3 separate regions of the Mus musculus genome follow, and all the other regions are linked to region 2. A link is a loop called in an ENCODE intact Hi-C map of the cell type or tissue named here. Cell type or tissue: left cerebral cortex. All regions are shown on one strand. Region 1 holds the start of Zfp40 (zinc finger protein 40). Region 2 has its middle 5.0 kb from the start of Gm5493. Region 3 holds the start of Gm41543 (a long non-coding RNA gene).

The links. Peaks named below come from ENCODE experiments on the same cell type or tissue, not always from the same donor. Only the 100,000 strongest peaks of a DNase experiment are listed, where the experiment ranks them.
Region 1: a loop joins it to region 2, with 4 times the contacts of the local background. A loop is called at or near these places in 7 of 42 quality-filtered maps.
Region 3: a loop joins it to region 2, with 3 times the contacts of the local background. A loop is called at or near these places in 3 of 42 quality-filtered maps.

Annotation. Positions count from the first base shown.
Region 1 is chr17:23,188,426-23,196,425 of GRCm38, reverse strand. Zfp40 (zinc finger protein 40) reads left to right here and starts at 3,198. Exons shown (of 6, transcript NM_009555.2): 1 at 3,198-3,351; 2 at 4,624-4,749; 3 at 4,991-5,081. The coding sequence starts at 5,047. In left cerebral cortex, no CTCF peak of the experiment used is centred here; DNase peaks (open chromatin) are centred at 2,714, 3,184, 3,764 and 4,098; H3K4me3 peaks cover 2,428 bases; H3K27ac peaks cover 1,248 bases.
Region 2 is chr17:22,730,913-22,738,912 of GRCm38, reverse strand. It overlaps the pseudogene Gm5224. Among named protein-coding and RNA genes, the nearest start is that of Gm5493, 5.0 kb to the left of the region's middle. In left cerebral cortex, no CTCF peak of the experiment used is centred here; DNase peaks (open chromatin) are centred at 76, 404, 2,356 and 3,978; H3K4me3 peaks cover 560 bases.
Region 3 is chr17:23,537,776-23,545,775 of GRCm38, reverse strand. It overlaps Gm41543 (a long non-coding RNA gene), which reads left to right and starts at 7,103. Exons shown (of 2, transcript XR_876659.3): 1 at 7,103-7,328; 2 at 7,585-8,000. It overlaps n-TPcgg1 (a tRNA gene), which reads right to left and starts at 4,861; the gene lies at 4,790-4,861. In left cerebral cortex, no CTCF peak of the experiment used is centred here; DNase peaks (open chromatin) are centred at 3,254, 4,149, 4,769 and 7,047; H3K4me3 peaks cover 931 bases; H3K27ac peaks cover 753 bases.

The DNA of each region.
Region 1 (8,000 bases), 460 kb before region 2:
GGTCTTAGTCAAATGTCTCTAAGGAAAAAGGATTTATTTCTTTCCTTGAGTCAACATAGATGTATTATTGGTGACACAGAATTAATCACTAATATGTTTAATCCATACACATATGCAGATTCTATTAGATGGTGACATTTTTCTTTTTCTTTTTCTCCTTCCTTCCTTCCTTCCTTCCTTCCTTCCTTCCTTCCTTCCTTTCCTTCTTTCTTTCTTTCCTTCTTTCTTTCTTTCTTTCTTTCTTTCTTTCTTTCTTTCTTTCTTTCTTTCTTTCCTTTTCTCTTCTTTCTTTCTCTTTCTTTCTCTTTCTTTCTTTCTTTCTTTCTTTCTTTCTTTCTTTCTTTCTTTCTTTCTTTCTTTCTTTCTCTCTTGCATTCCCAAGAGAAACAGCAAACTTATGAAAATGAGAAACAAATAGTCCTGTCATTTGAAAAATGAACATGCTCAGAACCCTGTGCTTTAAAGACAAAACCCTAGTTCTGCATCTGTGTGTGTAAGCTCCCACCTCCTTGCAGAATTGGGATGCCTCTTAATGTGTCACAATCATACCAGCACAGCTTGAACCCCAGAACACACCAGAGAAAACTGGTCCTCATGATAATTATGACAATTTTATTTATTTATTTATTTTTAGCTAGAATATCTAAAGAAACAGGTAATAGCGAATTCTATTTTCCTTAGCCTATGTAGATGGGGCATGGGTGTACTCAGAGAATTGCAGGTAACTATCAGGAGATAATCTGTGGGTAAATGGCTAAACACTGTAGTATATATGCTAGTTTTAGTTCTAGATTTTAAAGAAATATCTAGATTGTTTTCCTAAGTGGCTGCTCTAGTTTCTGTTCCCAGAAGCAGTGTATAATAGCGTCCCTTTCCTAACATTCTTGTCAGAATTTGTTATGTATCCAAATGAGGTTCATTCTAACTGAGGTGAAAAGGAATCTTAAAGAAGATTTGTCTGCCTAGTCTCCAAAGCTATTTATAGTGGAATATTTGCTAACATGACTGGAGAAGTACCCAAAGTAACTGCACAATCTAATAAGAAGACATGACTGTACAAGCATATATTGTGCCTAATGACATTAAAGGCCTCAAGGCAACTACATTGGAAACTCTAAAGGAAATAAACAGATATCCTGGCTCAAATCACATACCAAAATTATACCAACATGAGATAAATAAATAAGTGGATATTTAAGCAACATCAACAGTGAAGCAGTAGTAAATGTACACCCTCTGGGGGGGGGGGAGTGGAACACCAAGAAACAGATTGATTCATCAAAGAATTCTGTCAAAACTCCAGAGAATAACTGATTCTGAAGCTACTTATAATATTCCTTCAGTTAAAAGGGAAACAAGATGTCTAGACTCTTTATGAAGCTAGTGTTACATAGCATAGAAAATGAAGACTCAAAATGAAAGTACAGATTGATGTGATATCTACGATGACGATGATGGTGATGTCCCTTTCACATGATATATTTCACTTAGTGCACCCTCTCATTCTGAACTTCATTTCAATCCTAGATCATTCTTCTAACAATTCTCTCTCTCTCTCTCTCTCTCTCTCTCTCTCTCTCTCTCTGTCTCTCTCCCTCCCTCCCTCCCTCCCTCCCTCCTTCCTTCCCCCTGTTGAGAATTAGCAAAACGGCAAAGTCACCATCATGTGGAGAAAGCCGTAGTGTGCAATATGATATGAATTCAGTTCTAGTTTGTTAGTTGGGCTAACTGACCATCAACTTCCTGAGACATCTATTTCCTTTCAAAATCCCGAGTTCTTCAAATGTCTTCCCCCAAGTTAAAATTTTAGATGTTTGGCTGGTAATAGTGAAGGTCTGTGAGAGAAGGATGCAGATGGCTTTTCAGTGTCACTCCAATTTGCATAGTTATGAAAATAATTACCCAGCTTCCCAGTAAAGCTCTCCAGATTGAGTTGTTAATGTCTAAAATTTAAATTATTTCATATAAGTGTTGGATGCACAGTTTAAATTTCACTTCTGCCTTTAAACAGTGCTACTTGTGTATTTTCTTTTAATTCATCATTTCCTTTGACTGAGACATCCCGCTCCCGTACTTTGTCTTCAAGCCTGATATTCTGTCTCCTACCTGTTCTGAGTTATTATTAGACATTGCAGTTTTGATTTCTTGCTTCACTTCAGTTTGGACTTTTTCGATGTTTCTAGCTACTTATTGAATTCAATCTTCATATCTTAAGTCGTCCTCATTTCCATCAGCATTTGCTATCTGCCCCCTCCCCCCAACAAATCATTTTGTTCCTGTCTTTTTTTAGTTCATTTACATGCTCAACCTGCTTTGTTCTCCTTGAATTTGACTCTTGGTTTTTGAGCTATGTATCTTTAAGATACCACTTACAGTGTTTTCCTTAAAGGACACAGCTATAGTTTTTTTTTGTTTTGTTTTGTTTTGTTTTGGGTTTTTTGTTTGTTTGTTTGTTTGTTTGTTTGTCTGTTTTAGGTCAAGGGCATTTTAACCTTAGGTTTACTATAATGTTGGGAGCGGAACAAAAGTCAGAATTTAGGGTGTCGGCTGATTCCTTTTTGCTGTAGTCCAGAAGGCTAGTATCTCAAGATGAAAAGTTAGGCAGAATAACTTCTATCTGAAGACTTCAGAAGCCACGGTCTGGGTCAGACCTGGGTGCAGCGGACTAGATCCAGTTCTGGTCTAGCTGTCAGCAAGCCTGGTAGGTGGGTGGGTGGGACTGTGCTGAGCGTGTGCAGCGCAGCCTGACAGCTAGAGCTGTGTGACAGGCTGTCCAATACTGACTAGGAGGGACCTGCCTCCGCGGAGCGGGGATACTCGCCTGATCAGAAGGCGAGGAAGTTTTTAAAAACGAAAACAATCGGATAGACTTGGAAAAAAAGAAAGAAAGAAAGAAAGAAAGAAAGAAAGAAAGAAAGAAAGAAAGAAAGAAAGAAAGAAAGAAAGAAAGAAAGAAAGAAAGAAAGAAAGAAAGAAAGAAAGAAAGAAAGAAAGAAAGAAAGAAAGAAAGAAAGAAAGAAAGAAAGAAAGAAAGAGAAGAGCTTGGGAGGGGTGGGCTTACAAAAAAAAAAAAAAAAAAAAAAAAAACCCTCACGTAACCGGAACCAGCGTGTGGTGGGCGGAGCTAGGGCGGTGCTCCAAGGAGCCTGCACAGAGTGACAGAAAAATTCACCATTCACTGAGGGACCGGGGAAGCTGCGAGGTCCGGAATCCGGGGTGGAGGACACGGGCTTCTCTAGGAGGGCGTGAAAATTCCAGGCATCCACAGGTGCCGCGAGAGGAGTCCTGAGAAAGTCATTAGTCAACAGCGCTGTAGCTTGAGCCTCAGCCCGGCAGCCATAGAACGCCCAGGTCAGAGGAGCCGCGGGGCTGGGAAACGGGCGGGAGCAAGGGTGGAGGCTGCTCAAAGGAAGCCGCTCTCACAATTCTGTAGTAGATAATCTTTTAACCATGGATAGCCTACCATTGTCGGGAAGATTGAAATCATATGAACAGGGGTTTATCGTCATTTTTGCATTTATCTTATGCTGGCCAGAATATTTTCATAAAATAATCTGCTAGAGCATTTGCATCATCTGTTGTCTGCAAGCAGGCTTCTCATTGCTTTGTAATAGTTACAAAGCTGCTGGAATTTAAATTCATGCATGCTTTTTTCTAACTTCTGTGTTCTACTACTTGCCTATTTCAGAGATTGTCCTTTGCCCCTGGGACTAAGCACAGCAGAAAGCTTTGTAGATACTAGTCGCATGAAGAACCAGTGCAGATTTGATAGAATCAGAATATACACTGTGACAGAGCAAAACAGTGTAGCGGTTCCTCCATCTTGTTGTATTCCTGCTGAGACCGTTTCCAGGGTTAACTAAAAAATTATTTTCTTGATGGAGAATCCCATGAAAAAAACGACCCAACTCTATTCTAGGTCAGGATGTCCTAGCTAACCTACCATACTTAGCCATTGATTAAAGTTTTTGAGTAACCTCTTCCAGTCAACCTTAGATCCTAGCTGCTGGTGTGCTGGAACCTCCCATCAGGATGGCTAACCTCCTATTTTAGCTACTGTTAAAAACTGCTTGCTTCAAACTACTTACTCTGCAGAATGGCCCCAGCAGCTGCTATGCAAGATGCCTGGATGAGGTCCCTGCCCTTAAAACCCCTATGTTTTGGACATTCACAGAAACACTTAGGTCCCTGAACACTTGGGTGTGGTCTCAACCGGCTGGAATAAAGACTTTGAGTGGGCTATAAACTGTTTGAGTGGTCATCTCTGGCCAGCTACCCATAGCAGTACTTTATTAAATGCCAAAGTTACTGCTGTAAACATTAATGTTTACTAAGCAAATTTTACTCCCTGTTAATTTTCTGTCTTGAGATGTAAGCACTCTATAAATACAGTATTTGGAGTGTAAATACACAATTCAGAAATGTGTAATCATGATTTTATAGTCAGCAAACTCAGTTTAGATTAAAACTAAAATTAGAAAGCATCGTTTCAATAATTGTATTCGCTCACTGGAATCAGAGTAATGAATGACTCCTTGTTTCACAAAAAGCACTCTGCCCTTGCACATGTGGCCAAACTGTTGTCTGCTTTTTGTCACTGTTTGTTTTACTTTTTTATTTAAGGATCTGTTGATCTTCAAGGCTGTGAAGGTGGACTTGGTGCAGGAGGAATGTGAAGGCCTAGACCTTACTCACGGGGCTTTTACAGAGATCTCCAGTTGGAGAAGTATAGCAGTCTGGTTTCTCTAGGTGAGAATAGTTTTCTTGCAGTCTTCCTTGTTCTTCCTCAAGGTGCTGGGAAAACTACACTATGTGTGTGATTAGTCTTACATCTCACAGAGTAAAGTGAAATCCTTAGAGAACGACAGGCATTTTTCATGATATTTTCTCCTTCCTTCAAGTATATTCTTTTGACAGGTGTGAGCATCTTTCCGTTTTCTTTCATGAAAAGTTCCAGTTACTCTCTGAGGAATATCTTTCTCGCATGCAGATCTCACACTCCTCAGCCAGTCCTGCTTACCTGTGAAGCAGAGCAAAGAGCCCTGGATGGTGAAGAGAGGAAACTGTAGCAAAGGATCCAGGTATGGTAGAGGGATTGAGCAAGGGATCGGGAGGAGCCCAAGTGACAGTAAAAACAGGACATGAGATTGGTTTCGCCACATTCTATTAAATTAGAAAGGAGTTGCACTGAGAATAGTCTCAGGCTTATCCTATCATAGGTGTTTGAAGGCTCTCTATGTATTAATACTCTGAGGCAAATAAAATTTTATTTGACGTTGCATGTGAGTAATGGCTTCCCTCTCCTAGTCACAGCTCTGGTTGTGTCTTCATACCAATATTACCAGGTTTTGTTACTATAATTTTAATGTAGTGTTTAGTTAGAACCATTGATGCCTCTTGTTTTTTTTTTTTTTTTTTCTGTTCTCAGAGTTCATGAAACATTTTGTAGTTCCTTCAGGTTCTGTGTCTTTTAGGATTAATTTCTCCATTTCCTAAAATAACGTCAGCCAGGTTTCAATAAGATTTGCTTAAAACCTGTGCAGAGTATTAAACTCTGACTACATTGCCTTTCCATTGACATCTCTGTCATCCATCTCTGTGTTAACTAGTCAGGGTTTGTGTAGCTATAATTTTTATATATAGTTTGAAATCACCTCTGGGTTTGAGCCTTCTTTCATAATTTTTTGAAGTCTTTGTGGTTTCTCACAGTTTTATAAATTTTAGAAAGATTTTCTCTATTTCTGTGAAAAATGCCTGTGGAATCTTCGTTCAGGTTACTTAGAATCTTTACAGAATATAAATATTCTTTTGTGTGTCTTCTCGTGTTTGAACACACTTTCATTGAGTCACATGGCTTCTTCCATTTTCTATCTGCTGTTGATGTCAGCATTCCAGGTTCTTAGAGAAGACACTTATTAAACATTGATCACTCCTAGGTTGGAAGACTTGTCCTAAGGCATGGCCACAGTGGAGCATGCTACTTGAAGATTGAGAAGACTGTTGTGTCTTCTGCTGTTGTGTTCATGATTCTCTGGAGGCCTAAGTATTCTTGGTTTTCTGTGCTTTTCATTGGTTGTCTTCCACTAATGTTCCACATCACTGAATGGTGGACATTGGAGCTTCCCTGCATCACTGTTTATTTGCTTCTACCGTTCTGTCATTGTATTTGAAAAGTTTGTATTGTGAAATGCAAATTGAGCACATCACTTTCTGGAAATGGACCATTTGATCATTTGTTAATAGTTTTGTTTTGTAAGTTGTTAGATTTGACTTTATCCCTTACCTGACATAATTATAACAAATGTTCTTTATAGCATACCTTTTTAAAAACTTCCTTGACTCTTAGCATTCTGTGTTCTTCTTTTTGAAGTAATATGTGTATATATGTGTGTGTATAATACATATCTATGTATATATACATGTTTGTGTGTATATATACATATATATTCGTATATACACATACACATGTATATTTATGGAAAGTATATGAAAGCACATATATAGATTCTATAGAGTAGATATTAATACATATGTTCTATACACATATATATATGCTATGTATATATATGTTTATTTATTTATATATACTATGTATATTAGGGTGTTTGGGGTTTTGTTTTGTTTTTTTGAAGCAATATTCTATTTTCATATTTGGTTTGGGGATCAGTATCCACGTGCATTTCAAGAAATCACTGAAACTAAATATAAACAAACCATTTTGTTAATTTTTCTCTATTTCTTATGTCTCTTTTCCTCTTCCTCTGCTCCTTTCTTTGTTGTTGATATTTTGCAGTATTTCCTTTATAAATGTGAGTAGTATCTTGTCTAGGTTTTCTCTTTTTCCATGTTTGGTTGTTCAAGAAGCTGTCCACTGACTTGCCTGGTGGCTGCAGTGACTTAGATTCCCACTGACATTGTATCTCTGTGTCCTTTTTCCTGCATTGTCTCCAGCTTTTGTTATTGGTTAGAACCTTAAGGGTAGATTAGACAGAGAAGAGACCCGAGTGTATATTAGATGGTCATTTTCTTCTTGGCTAAATCTGTGGAGTATGTGCTATGTACATTTAAGCTGTTTTAATTGCTTTTTAACTTGCTCTAATTTTCATCCTTATTTATTGATTATAATATTATTTATTTGCTTTTGAAAAATTCTTCATAAATTCTGTATTTGTATATTGTACTAAGAAAGTTTGCTAATAAATTAATCCATTCTGTAGGCTCTTTCTTCATACCATTTCAATGCAAGTTTTTAATTGTATGCAGTCCTGTTTGTTGCTTTTTGCTCTTGTGTCCTATTAATTTGTAGTTCTATTCAGAAACTAGGTCCCTATGTCCATATATGGACTTGTTTTCCATTGTGTTACTCTGCACATTTCACAATTCATTGAACAGGACTCAGTTTCTTTCTTTTAAAAGTAGATACTTTTCTGTTTATCTTTGGTTGATGAGACTGTCTATAGAGTATCATTTTGTTGTTTTGGTGAAAGTCACCTGCTGGATATGGTGGATCCTCTTCTGTGACTCCCATGGTGCCTTTGCACCTGTAGGATTACAGGATCATTTGAAATCACAGCTGTATAAATCAAGCTTTGCTCTGTGTCTGGGGTTGCTCTGTACTCTTAAGGTCTTTGTGCTTCTGTGTAAATTTATAGAAGCCTCTCTCTCTCTCTCTCTCTCTGTATATATATATATGAAGTAATTCATGGGGACATTGCTATGGATTTTGAGTTAGTCATATAAATCTTTTAACACTGTTATTTTCATAATAATATGTCCCATTCCATGTCCATGCAAGGTTTTCTCATCTTGTGACAATTCCTCAATTCCTTCAATTCCTAATTCCTTCAGTGAATTCAGATTTCATTTTAGAGGTCTTTTCTGCTTAGTTTTTTCCTTTGCTTTCTTCAGATTTTCTTTTAATTTTTTTTTCCTGTTCAGTTTTAGTTAATTAACAGGGAGTGTAAAACTTCTAATTAGATGGTTATATCAATGATTTTAAA
Region 2 (8,000 bases):
CCCTGCTGACAGGGCTTTTTGCAGAGATCTCCCTTTGGACAAGTGCAGCAGTCTGGTTTCTGTGGGTGACAATAGTTTTCTTGCAGTCTCCCCAGCTCCTCCACGGGGTTCCTGGTAGAATGACTCTGCTTGTGTCTGAGCTCTGTGTGAGTGAGTCTCACATCTTACAGAGTACATTCAAATCCTTACAGGAAAGGAGACATTTTTAGTTGTGACATTTTCTCTCTCTCTCTCTCATGTTTATCTGTTTGGAGGCGTCATATATTTTTGTTGCATGGAAATTTCTGGGTGCTTTCTGAAGACTCTTTGCCATATGCAGGTGTCCCACTCCTCAGGCAGGCCTGCTCACCTGTGAGTCTGAACCAAGAGCCCTGGGTGGTGAAGAGAAGAAGGTGTAGCAAAGGATCCAGGCATGTTAGAGAGAATGAGGAAGCCTTGGGCGTGGGCAGGCTCAACTGACAGTGGAAAGAGGACATGGAATTGGTTTCGACAGATCCTATTTCATTTCAATTGTTTTTAGATAATTGCACTGAGACTAATATCATAATATTCCCTTTGTATGTAGTAGAATACTCTCTATGTGAGAATTAATACCCAGAGCCAAAGATAATTTAATTTGCTTTTGTATGTGAGGGATGCTGTCCCATTCACATCACTGGCCATATCTTCTTACCAATGTTAAATGTTTTCCTCGTTATCATTTTAATATATTGTTTAGTCAAAACACAAGATGCTTCTTAGTTTTTTTTCTGCTCTTAGAGTTTTGGAGCGTTTTGTAGTTCCTTTAAGTTTTCTTACGATTAATTTCTCCATTTCCTAAAATAATGCCAGCAGGATTTTAATAAGATTTGTTTAATGTCTCTGCTAGTATTAAACTCTGACTATATTACCTTCCCTTTGATCTCTGCTGTCGTCTGTCTTCCTGTCAGCTCTCAATGTTTTGCACTGCTGTAGTTTTAATATATTTTTAAATCACCCTTCAGTTTGATCCTTCTGTCATAATTTTTAAAATTCTTTTTGGTTTCTCATTTTATGAATTTTCAGAGGAATTTCTCTGTATTTCAAAATGTCAGTATGATTTTGGTATTTCAAATATTAAAAACATTCTTTTATATTTCTTCACATGTTTGAGTGAGAACATGCTAGCAGTAACTCAGTATTCATGTCTTTTATGTCTCTTCTTTTATTTATGTCAGCATTCCAGGGTCTTAGGGAAGACATTTTTTAAACTGTAATCTTTATTAGGTGTGAAGACTTTTATGTTGTTGTTACTGTTGATTTTTGAGCCACATTGTCTAGGTTGTCCTGGCCGTTCTGGAACTCTTTCTAAATAAGGCTCCCCTTTAACTGAGAGAGATCCACTGCCCCAGCATCTCTAGTGCTGGGATAAAAGGCTTGTACCACCTGGCCTTGACGACTTGTTGTGACATGCCCACACTGGTGAATGCTGCTTGAAGTCTGAGAAGATTGTGCATCTTCTGCTGTTGTATGGATGATTTTCTGGAGGTGTGCTACTCATTACTAGTGCTCTGTGCCGCTCATGGTCATCTTTCTCAATGGTGGACATTGAACTTTATCTGCTTCGACTTCCGTCTGCTTCCTATAGGTCTGTCAATGAGTGCTTCATGTATTTTGAAACTTTTGTTCAAATGTTGATATTCTTTGTTTTGCTTCTCTTCTTACCTGCTATAATTGTGGCCAACCCTCTTGACAGCAAATCCTTAAAAACTTCCTTGAGTCTTAGCAATTGTGTGTGTGTGTGTGTATATATACATACATATATATATATATATATATATATATATATATATATATATATATATATATATATATATGTATATATGTACAACATGGTTGGGACATTGAAGAAACTATACAGTGATGTTCCACTTGGTCCCCTTCCTACATGGACTTCTGATTAAGGATGACAACATGAGAAAATGGAGCAAAACCACGAAAATTATGTACAATTACAAATGAGAGTCAAGGAGTTTGGGGAACAGGGAGACCAGGAGTCCTGCTCTCTCCACTCCTTCCTCACCAGCCTATTTCTACCCAGTCTGCATGATGGCTGAGACCTGGGCAGTGGCCAGTCAGGAGAAGAGCATATCTACATGTCTTCCCCCTAATGCACATACAAACTCAGCAGACACCCTAAGAGCACACTGCAATCTGTAAAGTGGAGAAAGACTGCACCATCTTGCTCTTTTGAGCCGTTCTCACTCTGGCCCTCTCTGCCCATGACGAGCAGGTGGCATTCAGTAAGATCCAGGCCGAACTAGTGATGACACAGCAAGACAGGCTACTGCCTCCCTTCCTGCACCTTCTTTCCAGCCTCCACCAGTGAATCATCTGCTAAGGAGCAGCTGTTCCAGCTGGCAGTAGCTCTAAGCTCTGGGAACCAGCTCCCTTCATCCCTCTTCCTCCATGTCTAACATACAACCAGTGTCTGATTACACTTCACACAAGATGCCACATCAGTGGGCCTGTCTCCTCAGGCCCATCCGTTCTGCCAGAACAGGTTTGTAGCAGCTAGGGTCAACAGCAGACCCAGGAAAGTGGGCAGAGTCAAGACACAGCCAGGGCCAGCCTTTTCAGGTCTGTTCTCTTTCTCTCTCAAAAAGGCTATGATACCTATGAGACTGTTGTTGGAAGCTGTGGCCCTTAAATCTCAAACTCTCTCTCATCCCATATAGTACTTCTGGCTTTACAAAGCTGAGGCTCAGCCACGGGCCTGCCTCAATTTTGGTTTTATGATGACCAGAAGGGTATGGCAGGTGTAGGACTTTAGAGTCAGAGTTAGCCTACACGAGTTTCTGTCTATTTACAGATGAGGAACAGGATCAATCCAGAGAGGCTACAGACCTGGCCAAGCTCGCAAATCAGTGCTGTTGAGCATGACAAGAACTACAGCCCAAGTATTTCAAAAAGCAACATGCTGGAAGAGAAAAGATACCATTTTCTTTAGCTAATGTCTGATAAACTTTACACTCCTTTAGAAGCACGGCAACTGTTGGAGGAACACAGCAGAGGGGTTAAGTAGGTCATATAGTTTTAAGCAAGCAAATCCCCTCTCCTTTGAAGGTACCCTAAACACCCATGATGGGAACACAAAGAACAGAGGCCTAAGGGACAAGACACTTAGAAGCACAGAGAGCATCTCCTTCACTCTGCCTTTCCCAGCATGTCAATTCAGCTTTGGGACACTGAACCTGTGACACTGCTCTACGACAGCCTGTCTAAGGACTTGCACCTCCAGCAGGAGAACTTGTATCTTCCACATTTCTCACCACAGGAAAAGCTGTAGCACTCTGCACTCCTAGTCTTTCCTATTCTTGGGTCTCTACTGGTCCATCATGAGAGTGTACAAGTTTCAATTTACCCAAAGAAATGAACTCAGAGCCCTTCTTCAACCTAAGCCCCAGCAGAATGTCTCCCCTAGATGGCAAGCTGAGCTCTGACTAGGTGCTCATTCCCTGCCTACAATATATAACAGTCCAGTGGGTGAGGAAGGGGAAGAGAGGGGCCCAGGTTACCCCGCAAGCTTGCTGGTAACAAGTGAGGACTTTCTCTGGGGCAAGTCCTGTGGGTTGGGGCTGTGGTCACCAGTCACCAGGTTTTTATCTGCTCCTGCACTCGGCAGCTGCTTGTTCTTCATCTTGGCTTTGGCCATGTTGTAGTCTCCTGAGTCAAAGTACTTTGGAGAAAAACATGCAGTAGACCCTCTATAGACTTCATCCATGGTGCCACAGTATAAGGGTGTCCCATACCTCTCTCTGGAGTCTCTTCATGAGGAAGTTGGAGCCTCCAGGCTTTTGTCCTAGGCTTGAATATTTGGCCGTTAGCTTTGCCTCCTCAGCTTTCTCAGGGAGAATCCCTTCTTTCTCTTGTGTATCTTGCTTCTCCTCCCCGGTCTCCTCCGCAGGGTTTTCTTCTTGTTTCTGGGACATGGCAGAACCGGGACTGTGTAATGCAGGGCCTGGGAGATCAGCCAGAAAAGGGAAGGGGGAGGGGAAACGGGGACAACCTTAGCTGCTGCTCTGGCTCCTGTCACTATGGTTGCTCAGTCAAAATGGCCAGATCTTAGCAATTTGTATTCTTTTTTTTATTTCTTATTTTTATATAGTTGGTGGCTTTGTAATGAGCCATAGTGACAGCCTCAGAGACATTGGTGGCTGTGGAGACGTGAAACATTTTGTCAGGTTGTTTTTAAATTAATTATTTTATTTATATTTCAAATGTTGTCCCCCTTCCCAATCTCTCCTCTATGAACCGCCCACCCCAGCTTCCTTCCTCTTTGCCTCTTAGAGAGTGCTCACCCACCCACTGCTGTCTCACCCCCTTCTCTGGGCATCAAGCCTCCACAGAACCAAAATCCTCCCTTCCCCTCCCCCCACTAATGTCACATAAGATAGTCCTCTGCTACATATGTAGAAGGAGCCATTTATACTTTTTAGTTGGTGGTTTAGTCCCTGGGAGTTCCTTGGGGTTCTGATTAGTTAATGCTGTTGTTCCTCCTAATAGGTTGCAGTCTCCTTCAGCACCTTCTTTCCTTCCCCTAACTCTTCTATTGGGGTCCTCAGGCTCAATCCACTGGCTGGCTATAAGTATCTGCATCTGTCTTAGTCAGGTATGGGCAGAGCCTCTCAGAGCACATTCATACCAGGCTCCTGTCTGCAAGCATACCTTGGCATCAGCAGTAGTGTCTGCATACAGGTTTGGTGTCTGCAGATGGAATGGTTCCCAAGGTGGGACAGTCTCTGGATGGCCTTTCCTTCAGCCTCTGCGCTCTATCTATCTATATCTATATCTATATCTATATCTATATCTATATCTATATCTATATCTATATCTATATCTATATCTATATCTATATCTATATCTATATCTATATCTATATCTATCTATCTATCTATCTATCTATCTATCTATCTATCTATCTATCTATCTATATAATCTCCCTGTGTTTCCTTTAGACAGGATCAACTCTGGGTTAAAAATTTTGAGATGGATGGGTAACCCCATCCCTCAACTGGGGGCCATGTCTATCTAATGGAGGTGGTCTCTTCACTTTGTATCTCCTCACTGTTAGGCATTTCAGCTACTGTCTTCCCCATTGGCTCTTGGAAGGCTCTCACATCCCAAGAGAAAGTACCAGGTCTCTTCCCCACCCACCACTGCTACATATTTCTATTGATTCTCCTGACCCTCTGGATTTCTCTCATATCTATTCCCATACCTGATCCTTTCCCCACCCACCATTTTTTTTCCTCTCTCCCCCTCCCAGTCAGGTCCCTCCCTATCTCTGACTCTTGTGATTATGTTGTTCCCCCTTCTAAGTGGGATTGAAGAATCCACGCTTTGGTCTTCCTTTTTGTTAAGCTTTATATGGTCTGTGAGTTGTATCATGGATATTATGAGTTTTGGGGCGAATATCCACTTATCAGTGATTGTATACCATATATGTCCTTTTGGGTCTGGGTTACCTCACTCAGGATGATATTTTCTAGTTCCATCCATTTGCCTGCAAAATTTTATTAGCTGAGTAGTATCCCATTGTGTAAATGTACCACATTTTCTGTTGAGGAACATCTGGGTTGTTTCTAGCTTGTGGCTATTATAAATAAGGCTGGTATGAACATAGTGGAGCATATGTCCTTGTGATATAGTGGAGCATCTTTTGGATATATGCCCAGGAGTGGTATAGCTGAGTCTTCAGGTATAACTATTTCCACTTTTCTGAGGAGCCACCAGATTGATTTTGAAAGTGGTTGTACCTGCTTGCAATCCTACCAGCAATGGAGGTGTGTTCCTCTTTCCCCAAATCCTTGCCAACATGTACTGTTGTTTGAGTTTAAGATCTTAGCCATTCTGTTTAGTGTAAGGTCATTTTGATTTGCATTTCCCTGATGATTAAGGATGTTGAACATTTCTTTAAGTGCTTCTCAGACATTTTGTTGAGAATCCTGTTTAGCTCTGTACCCCATTTTATTAATTGGCTTTAGTTTTTTGGGAGTCTAACTTCTTGAGTTCTTTATATATGAAGCATTATGTCATCCTTTTAATAGCAGGGTAATACTCTTTTGTGTAAATGTACCATATTTTCTTTCTTTATTCTTCTTTTGAAGATTATGCAGGTTGATTCCAGTCTCTGGCTATATGGATAAAGATACAGTGAACATGGTCCTTGGGTAGGTTGGTGTGTCCTTTGGGTATATGCCCTAGAGTGGTATGGATGGATCTTGAAGTAGTTTGGTTACCATCAATTTGAGGAACTGCCACAATGATTTCCTTAGTTTTTGTAGAAGATCTCACTCCCTCCAACAACGGAGGAGTGTTTCTATTGCTCCATATCCTCTCCAGCATGAGCTTTTATTGTATTACTAATCTTTGCCTATTTTGACAAGTACAAAATCGGTTCTCAAAGTGATTTTGATTTTCCTGAAGGGTGTTGAACATTTTTTAAGTGTTTCTTGGCTGTTTTCTTCATTTAGAATCCTCTGTTTAGATGTGTAACCCATTTTTAAATTGGATGACTTGATTTTTTATGTCTAGTTACTTTAGTTCTTTATATATTTTGGATATTAGTTCTCAATTTGATGTGGAATTGATAAAATCTTTTTTTCTACTGTCTAGGCTTCTGTTTTGTCCAAGGATGGTGTCCTTTGCCTTATAGATGTGTTTCAGTTTTCTGAGGTCCCATTTATTAATTGTTGTTCTTACTTTTTTTTTCCTTGTGATTTAAAGAATGTCTTCTTCTGTGCCAGTGTGTTCACTTTTCTTCCCTACTCTATCTTTTGTCAGATTCATCCTGTTTGGTTTTATATTGAGGTCTTTGATCCACTTGCACTTGAGGGTTACACTGGGTTATAGGTGAAGGGACCTGCTTACATGTTCAAACTCCACTTTACTTTTAGGCCCCATTTTATGTTTAACTTGCTCTTAGATTGAACTCAGTTACTGGGAAAAAAAAAACACCTCAAAATAGATTGCTTAAGCTAGCAATTACTATTCCTATAAAGTTGAAATCATTTCTGGCTAGTAGAAATGTGCCAAGCTGCCATTTTCAAGTGTCAAAAAATTGTGTAACTGCCAAGTAGGAAAGTGTCCTACCTAGTGTAAAGGTGATAATAAGGCAAGGCTTCAACAGCTCGGGACGTTCCACACCCATCCAGTGCTTTGGAGATGTCGGAGGGCTCAAGCTTGAGCTTGAGTAAAGACTCTTTGATTTTGCATACATGTTAGATTCCTGGTAGTCATTGGGGACCCCATGATCTGGGCATAACAATAAATATAGATCCATTTGCATTTTTTTAGATGCAGACAGGCATCCAGTTAGACCAGCACCATTTGTTGAAGATGCTACTCCTTTTCATTTTGTATTTCTGGTGTCTTTGTCGAAAATCAGGTGGCCCTATATATTTATGTGTATGCTTCAATTCATTTCATTGATCAATGTGTCTTTTTTTTTGCCAATATTTTGAGGTTTTTATACTGTAGTTTTGATGAAAACTTGAGATTGGGCCCCATAATATTTCATCAGGCCTGAGAGAAGGGGACTGTATTTTTGGGAATTTCCCTAGATGTCCACTGATAGGGCATAGCAGAGAGTGATGAATCCAGCACTGAGTAGGCTGGATGCAATAAGTACCCCCACCGTTGCTCAGACAGGTAAGCTATTTTGACTCATGGGGTCCCACTCAAAGAAAAGATATGAAAGGAGTAGACCTGATACATTCATTTTTACAACTGCCTTTTGCATTATCTCTGTAGAAACTCTTAATTGAGTCAGGATAGCTTCCAGCATCACTGGGTCACACCTCTGCCTCTTTACACCAGGTTCCATGATGCTACTCCATAGAATTAACACCCAAAACAATTTCCTTTCCAATAACAGACAGAACACCCTTTTACCTGATTAGTGTATTTGTCTCTATGTGTGCTCAATAATCCTCCAAATTTCTTTTTACAAGAAACATAATGAAATGAGAGATGCTCAA
Region 3 (8,000 bases), 810 kb before region 2:
TAAGGCAAGCGTGGTGGTGCAATAATCAGGTATCTAGCTCTTTAAGCTCTCACCTTCCTTACTCTCATCTCTAGCCCTCCTCTCTCTCCCCCCACGCCCCCACTCGGCCATGGACGGCCTCCCTCTTTCTACCTTCTTTCTCCCTACCGTCCTACAATAAAGCTCTAAAACCAGGAAAAAAAAAATCAGGTATCTAGTCAAATCAGGACTACTTGGAAAATTGTAGATTGTGAATTTATTGTTACTCAATAAATTCTGACATTGTGGAAAGGCAAACCAAATGTGTCCCTCTGTTTCTGACATTAACATGCTTAGGACACTGACTTTGTCCACCCAGCTAGTGGCCTGGTATAGGGGGAGAGAGGGGAATGGTACATACGTTTGATTTTACCAATGAAGGCTTGGGAGCCAGATGCTGGGATGAAATCCTGCTAGCTCAGAGAGACAGAGAAAGCACCCAGCTGCCCTTTCTACTCCACCAATGTCCCAGAAGGCAAAGCTCCCGCTCCTCCTCCATGCTGCCGTAAGTACCCTCCAACTCAGTCTCTCCGTTCTCTTTCCTGGGTTTTCTTAGTTCACTCCCTGTCAACTGATTGCTTGCTTGGCTTTGACTTTATTTATTTGGCCTTTGACTTATTGTTGACTCTATTTAGCTCTTGTTTACAGAAAACTCTTGGGTTAAGGTGTGGGCTAGGGCTGAGCCACATCACATCAGGAAACAGGTTTTTCTAGTTCACCACATCTGGCTTCACAAGGTGATCAAATAGTCTGCAACACACACATCTAAATCAGACCCAGTCACTAGGGGAAGGCAGCCCAAGGGCCTGTACCAGCCTGTATCACACAAGACTCAGATGGATTCTGGGATGCGGTATCAATAGATAAAAGCTTGTTACAGGGCCTTGAATCCTGTCACTCTGCCCTGACTCTCTAACTCATAGAGGACCATCTTCCTTTTCCTCTTGAATGCTAGGATTAAATGCATGCACCACTGTACCCAACCTATACATGTATATTTGGGGAAAATTATTTAAAGTAGTCCAGATGTTGTTTTGTTGTTGTTTGTGGGGCCTAGGTAACTGTTACCTGTCTAAGCCTTTCATTTTGTACGTTACTATGTTGCTTCTGTTGTTACCAGGAAACTTTCTCATGCTTAAATTAACTACATATTCTGTTATGTTCTGTGCCCCTGGAAATCAATCATGATAGAAGTCAGTAGACCTGCTTTGTATAGTTACCCACAATAAGCTTGGACCTGAACCAACCACCTGAACCTGCACTTCCTGCACCTGTGCATGCGCTTTTATGGCATAGGCTGCTCCTGAGATGGACCCCAGCTTAAGAGAGACACCGGCACCAATATAAGAAACTATTTGGAAGAAGAATTTTTTTTGGGGGGGGGGTGTTTGTTTTCAAGACAGGGTTTCTCTGTGTAGCCAGAATAAGACTTCTATTTTAAGTAGGGACCTAGTAAAGTTTAACTGACATCCTACTTGGCAGAAAGAGACATGTATGTGGGTAACTGACATCCTGGTTTGACAAGTTAAGACATGAATGTCAGACAAGTCCCATCGTGGTAGACAAGGGAGGACATGAATATTAGACAAGGTAAGTCCCCTGCCAAGTTGAATATCCCATCCAATGGAAGCAGGACAAACGTATGACAAACATGTTCCTAAGGAAATCCCCTATCCCTAAACCCTGATTGGTGAAATAACTTGACGAAACAGACATTTGTGGATTTTAGTCTTAAAAATCCGTTAGGGTCTGAACTTAGTTCCCAGATCTGGACCGTGGCTCTGGCTGACCAGTCCTGGGACATGTGCCCAATAAACCATCCCTGTCTGATAGTGTGCTTTGTGACCCCAACAGTTTGATTTTTATTTTGTCTTATTTTGAGACAGTCTCCTATTCTGTCTAGACCTTAAACGCACTAAGTAGCTGAGTGTGGGTCTTCCTGCTTTCGTGGACTGTCGGCCAATTCAATCCTCAAGGGCACTTGGAGCAGAGACAAGGAACAGGGCATTGGGAAGCCCTATGAATATGTATGGTGAATGACCAGGCTGGGGCCAGCTATAGGAGGCTGACCAACTTAGGGTGATCCGAGGCTTGTAAAGTTGTGGGAGACCGGAGGGCAGGAACATCAAGGATGGACATTAGCTGGGGGCTTAGGGTATCTGGAATGCTTCATTAGCCTGGGAAGCACTTCAGGACTGCCCGAGCTGGCTGAACAGGTTTTCTCAGGAGAAAGGAAATTGAGCCTGTAATCTAATTGAGGCTGTTTGACATTTCCTCAGGCAGAACCACAAGCCTCTGGGCTCACTGCAATCTGGGAGACGCCCTTCCTGAGCAGGGCTTCTTCTGAATGCCGTGGTGGACTTTGACCTTAATTACAAGAGTTTTCCCACAACTGGGGATGAGTCTATACTTTCTCCTTTTTTCTTTCTTTCTTTCTCTTTTCTTTTTACCCTTCTTTCCATCCTTCCTTTCTTTTTTGAAACAGATCACACTGTAGCTTAGGCTGGCCTGGAACTCATTATGTCACCCATACTGACCTCAAATTTGTGCTTATCTTTCTTGTGCTGGGGTTATTAATGTGAAACACCTTGTCCAGCACACCTAGGACTCGTAAAACATCATGAAGATCCACCCAGACATCGTTGGCAAACCACAGGGCCAGTCCACAACCATCTAACATGGGAGCTAGATCCTTCCTGCCAGAAGGCAGGAACACAATAGACTCAGTCAGAGGGGACTCACACTGTCATAACTGGAGTTACGGAACAATGCTCACAAAGCAGCTACTTTCTGAGTCTGTATGCTCACGAGTGACAGACACCCTGGCTGCACAAGCCCAAGTACCCATTGCCTGACTGATCACTTTATTTGATGGTAAAATTGAGACAGATAAATGAGCTCTAACTACCCCTAGGATATTGGGCAGCTATTTGGTACTGTTAAAGCCCTGTTTTGTTTGTTTGTTTGGTTTTTTTTTGTTTTATTTTTAAATCACAGCGAATGTTTCTTTCTTTTTTTAAAATTTAAGTGCCGTTTTTGATGTTCTTTTTTTTTTTCTTCTATGAATAAGCAAAGACATTGGTGGTTGGGGCAATTTGAATTCTTAATTGGCAGCTCCCAGACTTTCCTTGCTGCCCCTAACTTCCTTGAGAGAAAGGACTGTGCCAGTCAGATCGGCAGCCAAACTGCCCCCACACCAGCTCTGCTTGCCTGTAACACGCGCCAAAAGCCTTAGGACAATCACACAGCGCACATTGTTTCAGTTTGCAAGGGCATGGCTTCAGCCTGGACAGTTTCTGTTTGCACCAGTCTTTTTGCACAAGCCTGGGAGGCCTCTCGGTGATTCTGCAAGCATCTTCATCCAGGACAGAAAGGGAGGAAACACATTTCTTGTAATCTAGCAGAGGGACCACTGTGATTAGCGCTAAAGAGAAAATGTTGTGATCGGTTTAAAGGCAAGCATTCATTTGCATGTGAGGTGTGCTTTGATTGGTGTAAACCCTCCTTTCCTGGTCAGGTGTTCCAGCTCCTTTGGATCATCCTGCTGCGAAATTTTCTCCTAATGTGGTTTCTCAGCCGGCCCGTCTTGTCTTGCGTACTTTAGTAGTGCAGAGTGAGCTGTGACCATGCAGAGACTGTAGAGCAGCGGTAGGTGCTTCCCCATTGGTGGGAACTGGTGGGTGCTGGGGGCTGCTCTTGACCCCACACACTGCCCTCAGACCCAGAGAGCTATAAAAGCTGCCAAATACCAGCCCTTGATTTTCTCCTTGCCTTCCCATAATTAATATTTGGGTAACAAAAAGGAGCCAGTCAGAGACTTCATACCTCCTCGAGTGCTATAGCCAATTAATGGTTGCTGGGATGGGGAGGTCACGCTCCACACTCATGCAAGCAGCCCTATTAAAACTCAGTGGGCTACAAACCAAAAAAACCCAAACTAAGAAGCATGCAAGCAAAACAACAGACACGAAAATAGGAGAGAGGCTCTTTCGGGAATAAGTGGGAACCAGCTGGAGTGGGTGGAAAATGGAGGAGTGAGATGACCAACATACGTTATATAAATGCATGAAATTGTCAAAGAATGAATTTTAAAGGGACGCCCACTAGATAGCAGGTGGGTGATGAAATTGTGGCCACCTGCTGGGTTTTGGGTTTGGTCTAGAGGCCTCTCATAGGCCTAGAGGAGACCCATCCTTTAAGAACCATTGCAGGGAGATACGCCTTGTTCTCCTTATTTTCACTAACCTACACTCCTTCACATGGACTTCATTGGCTAAAAACAGTTCTCGAGTTTCCTGTCCCTGGAAAAGATGTGATCGCTTGAAAGCGAAGCTTCTACCTTTCAGAGCAGTTGCCCTTGAGTGCCTATCCAGATTTCTGACCTCAGTGCGTCAAACACTGGTCTCCTAGCGGCTGCTCAGCTCGCACCTTGGTAGATCTAAGCCCGCGTGCACTCCTCCAGTCCATGTGGCTGAGTTCCTCACTAGATGGTCCTGCGCTCTTTTTGTTTTCCACTTGGAATTTTCTCCACCAAGAGAGAAAAGAACAATAACGTCTCTATGACTTCTTGGCCAGAGGCTTGTTATACAGCTCGGTTAGCTCAGTCGGTAGAGCATGAGACTCTTATTCTCAGGGTTGTGGGTTTGAGTCTCCCGTTAGGCGTCATTGTTTTGCCATCGGGGATTGCCACATAAACAGAGAAACATTCCTTAACTAGTTAGAATTCTAAAAATAACGGAAATAAAAACACTGGGAAACTGGACCCCATTCAGGGCTCGTCCGGGATTTGAACCCGGGACCTCTCGCACCCGAAGCGAGAATCATACCCCTAGACCAACGAGCCACACAACTGCTACTTCCCTACATTTCCTTAAATGCTTGTATTCATTCCCAAATGAGTAGCGCTCTGCCCCTAGCAAGAGCTCTCGAGTGGGGATAAAAATTTGGGAGTTTACCACAGAGCCGGCTCCAAAGTAGCCTGTACTTCGGGAGAGAAGCTACACTTTGGGAAGTCCTTGCCTGGCGGCTGAGACTGCTGTTGAGGCTGTGTCTGTGACTAGAGAGCAAGATGGAGGCAAGGAACAGCCATTAAATAAGCCTCCCCACTAACTCTTCCCAAACAGGGCCAAACAGCCCCACTGGTCGCGCGAGAATGGGGGACGCAGTTACAGTTCAGCCAGTTGGCTAATGTATAGGATTCACGCCTCACTCCCCTGGAGTCTGGTTCCATTGGTCTCAGCCATAACATTTTGTCTGCATCTGGAAGGTTTGGCCCCAGGGTACGATCTCTATGGGCAAGTCGATGGGAATACTATGGGAATACTAAAAGGCCCCTTAGAAGGAGCTGAATTATCTGACAACTCTGATCAAAGAAAGCAGATACCCAACTGGCACGTGGTGGCCTAGCCAGCACAGTGGGTGGAGCCTGGGACCTGGCCCACTGGAGTGCCACTGTGAATTCTTGCCCCACTCTGGATTCCAACACCATTGGGCTGGTTTGCCCCTGCATACTGAGAAGTTGCCTGGAGGGACTCAGTGACAGAAACCTGTTGCTCTGCCCCCTTAATAGGAAAGAAAAGCTGAGGGAGTTTCTCCAGCATTTGACCCTCTTACACTCTAACTAAACAAGACTCCTAGACTAGGCCAAGGAGCCCATACACACCCTTGCTTCTCGTCCACTTTTGGTTGTCCTTGTGCCTGGCTCCACAGTCTGGACGCAACTCCCTATGAGGTCTCATTCTGAGAAAGGTTGATTCGGTTGAGGTCTGATCAAACAGAATTGGGTGGAGGGATCCCACAATTCAATAGTGTGGGAGTCTCAGTTCTGTACTAGGCTGTAGCCGGGTGGGAAGTGGGTAGTAGGTTCCTTCTAGAGGTTCCCAGCGCAGCAGTGGAGCAGAACCGCAAGAGCCCAGGCTCTGGACTTCTAAACTGTCCACCCTTTCTGCTAACCTGAACTGTCTTGTATGTATTGGACAAGACCTCTTGCCTGTGTGGTGGTCAGCTTGGTTCTCCTAGAACTTTAGTTCAGGGTCCCTGCAACCTAGACTGATCCCCAGCCTTGGCTTCCACAGTGCAAGGATGACAAATATGCAGTTTGGGGGTCTTGAAACTCTTCCCAGCTCACAAGGAACCTCCTTTTGGCGAACCTCCAGTTCAAAGCTTGGTTATTTCTCACCTAATCCACTTAGGAGCAGTCTGGGATTGTACACTTGTAGCAGGGTGTCTTCTTTGGGGCTAGCTCAGGGAATAGAACAAGAATCTGTCTCAAAGATGAGAGAAACAGAGCTATTGATATCTAGGATTCCATTTCTTTTTCTTGCCACACGACCCCAAAACCAAACCAAACTGCCGCCGCCACTGCCACCACCACCAGAAGCCCTCCATGTTTTTGAGGGTAGTGCAGGCTGGCTTCAAACTCACTGTGGAGTCAGAGATGACCTTGAACTCCTAATCCACATTACCTCACATCTCAAGTATTGCTATTTTAGGTTTTTCTTGTCACGCCTGGCTAAAACTCTATTTTAAGGACTTTAAATCTATGTAGCCAAGTTATAAGTTTTTGGCTTGTCAGTTTTGTATTTTGTTTTGATTGGCATTTATCATTTAAAAATGAATGCTGTCTGCACTTCCCTTTGTGATCTCTAACGTCAGTACCCTGCCTAGAATGTCTTCTACTCTAATGACAGGTAACCCCATCTGTATTCTGTCAGGCATTTAGAGAATGAAAATTTTGCCAGCTCATCATCAACTTGGTTTATGTCGCTGGACTAGCTTCCGCTTTGGAAATCCCATAGCGGCTGTGAACCGGTGAATCCTTACGGTTCTTGTGCACAGTGATAATGACTAACCTAAGAATTGAGAATAAAAGTAAACAGTGACTTTAGCTCATTCAGAGAGAGGGGAGGGGAAACAATGCTGGGTCATTGGTCTATGGGCATGATTCTCTCTTTGGGTGAGAGAGGTCCCGGGTTCAAATCCCGGATGAGCCCAGTACCAAGGCGTTTTTGACTTTTTGCAACTTCACCTTACCGTTTCTTTCTGTAACAGCAGAAGGAGGAGGAGCAGATTCGGGGAGCGGACCTATAAAGCTTCTGAAAGCAGAGAGAAGAGAAACGCGGACTTTAGCAGATAGAATTTAGATTGGACTCCTAGACCTCAGGCACATCATAACAGAGACAACTAGCGCGAGGGAAGGGATGCACTTTCAACCCAGATTTCTTGGATATTAGGAGGTTAAGTGAGGATGGACCACCCGTCTCCGCACTCTGGGCGTGGCCCTGTTTTCTCAAGGCAACCTCCTTCATCTGGTGAGAGAGAGCACAGCAACTGCCCCCAGTGCGGGAGCGGGAGCGGGAGGGACATTGGTGGCCTGATGCATGAGTTGTTGCCCTTAAATCAAACTCTTTTCCTTTCTTTTTCTTCTCCCCTCCCCTCCCACCTCTCCTTTTCTTTTCTTTCTTTCGAGATATAATCCATCTATGCAACCTTGTCTGTCCTGAAATTCGCTGTGTGGATAAGGATGGCATCGAAGATTAAAGGTGTGAGCCTTCTTGATTTTGACAGGGATGGGCAGATGGAATACAAAAATGGAAGAAGTGGCGAGGGGCTTGGTAAAGCTGGCACTCACCTGACATTTACTGAGCTCTGGCGCTGCTGCGTGGCAAGGACCCTCCACGCAGCCACCCCTTGACTCCTAGGGACTCCGTCTAATCGTCGGGAATGACCTCGGCGTCCAGACAGCGAGCAGCTGCGCGGGCAAACGATCCCACCCTTGCTGCCCGTAACCAAGGCCAAGACCGAGGGGACCTCGGATTGTGGACCTGAGGCTGTTTCACACTTTGTAGGTTGTGAAGGGAGACTGGAAAAGTTGATTATTTTGGCGTATACGGTCCTGGAATTTGCTTCTATAGGATTATCTAAAACATAACTTTCTTATCACTGAGCGCTTCGAGGTCCGCCGTTGTTTCAACTGCCACCAC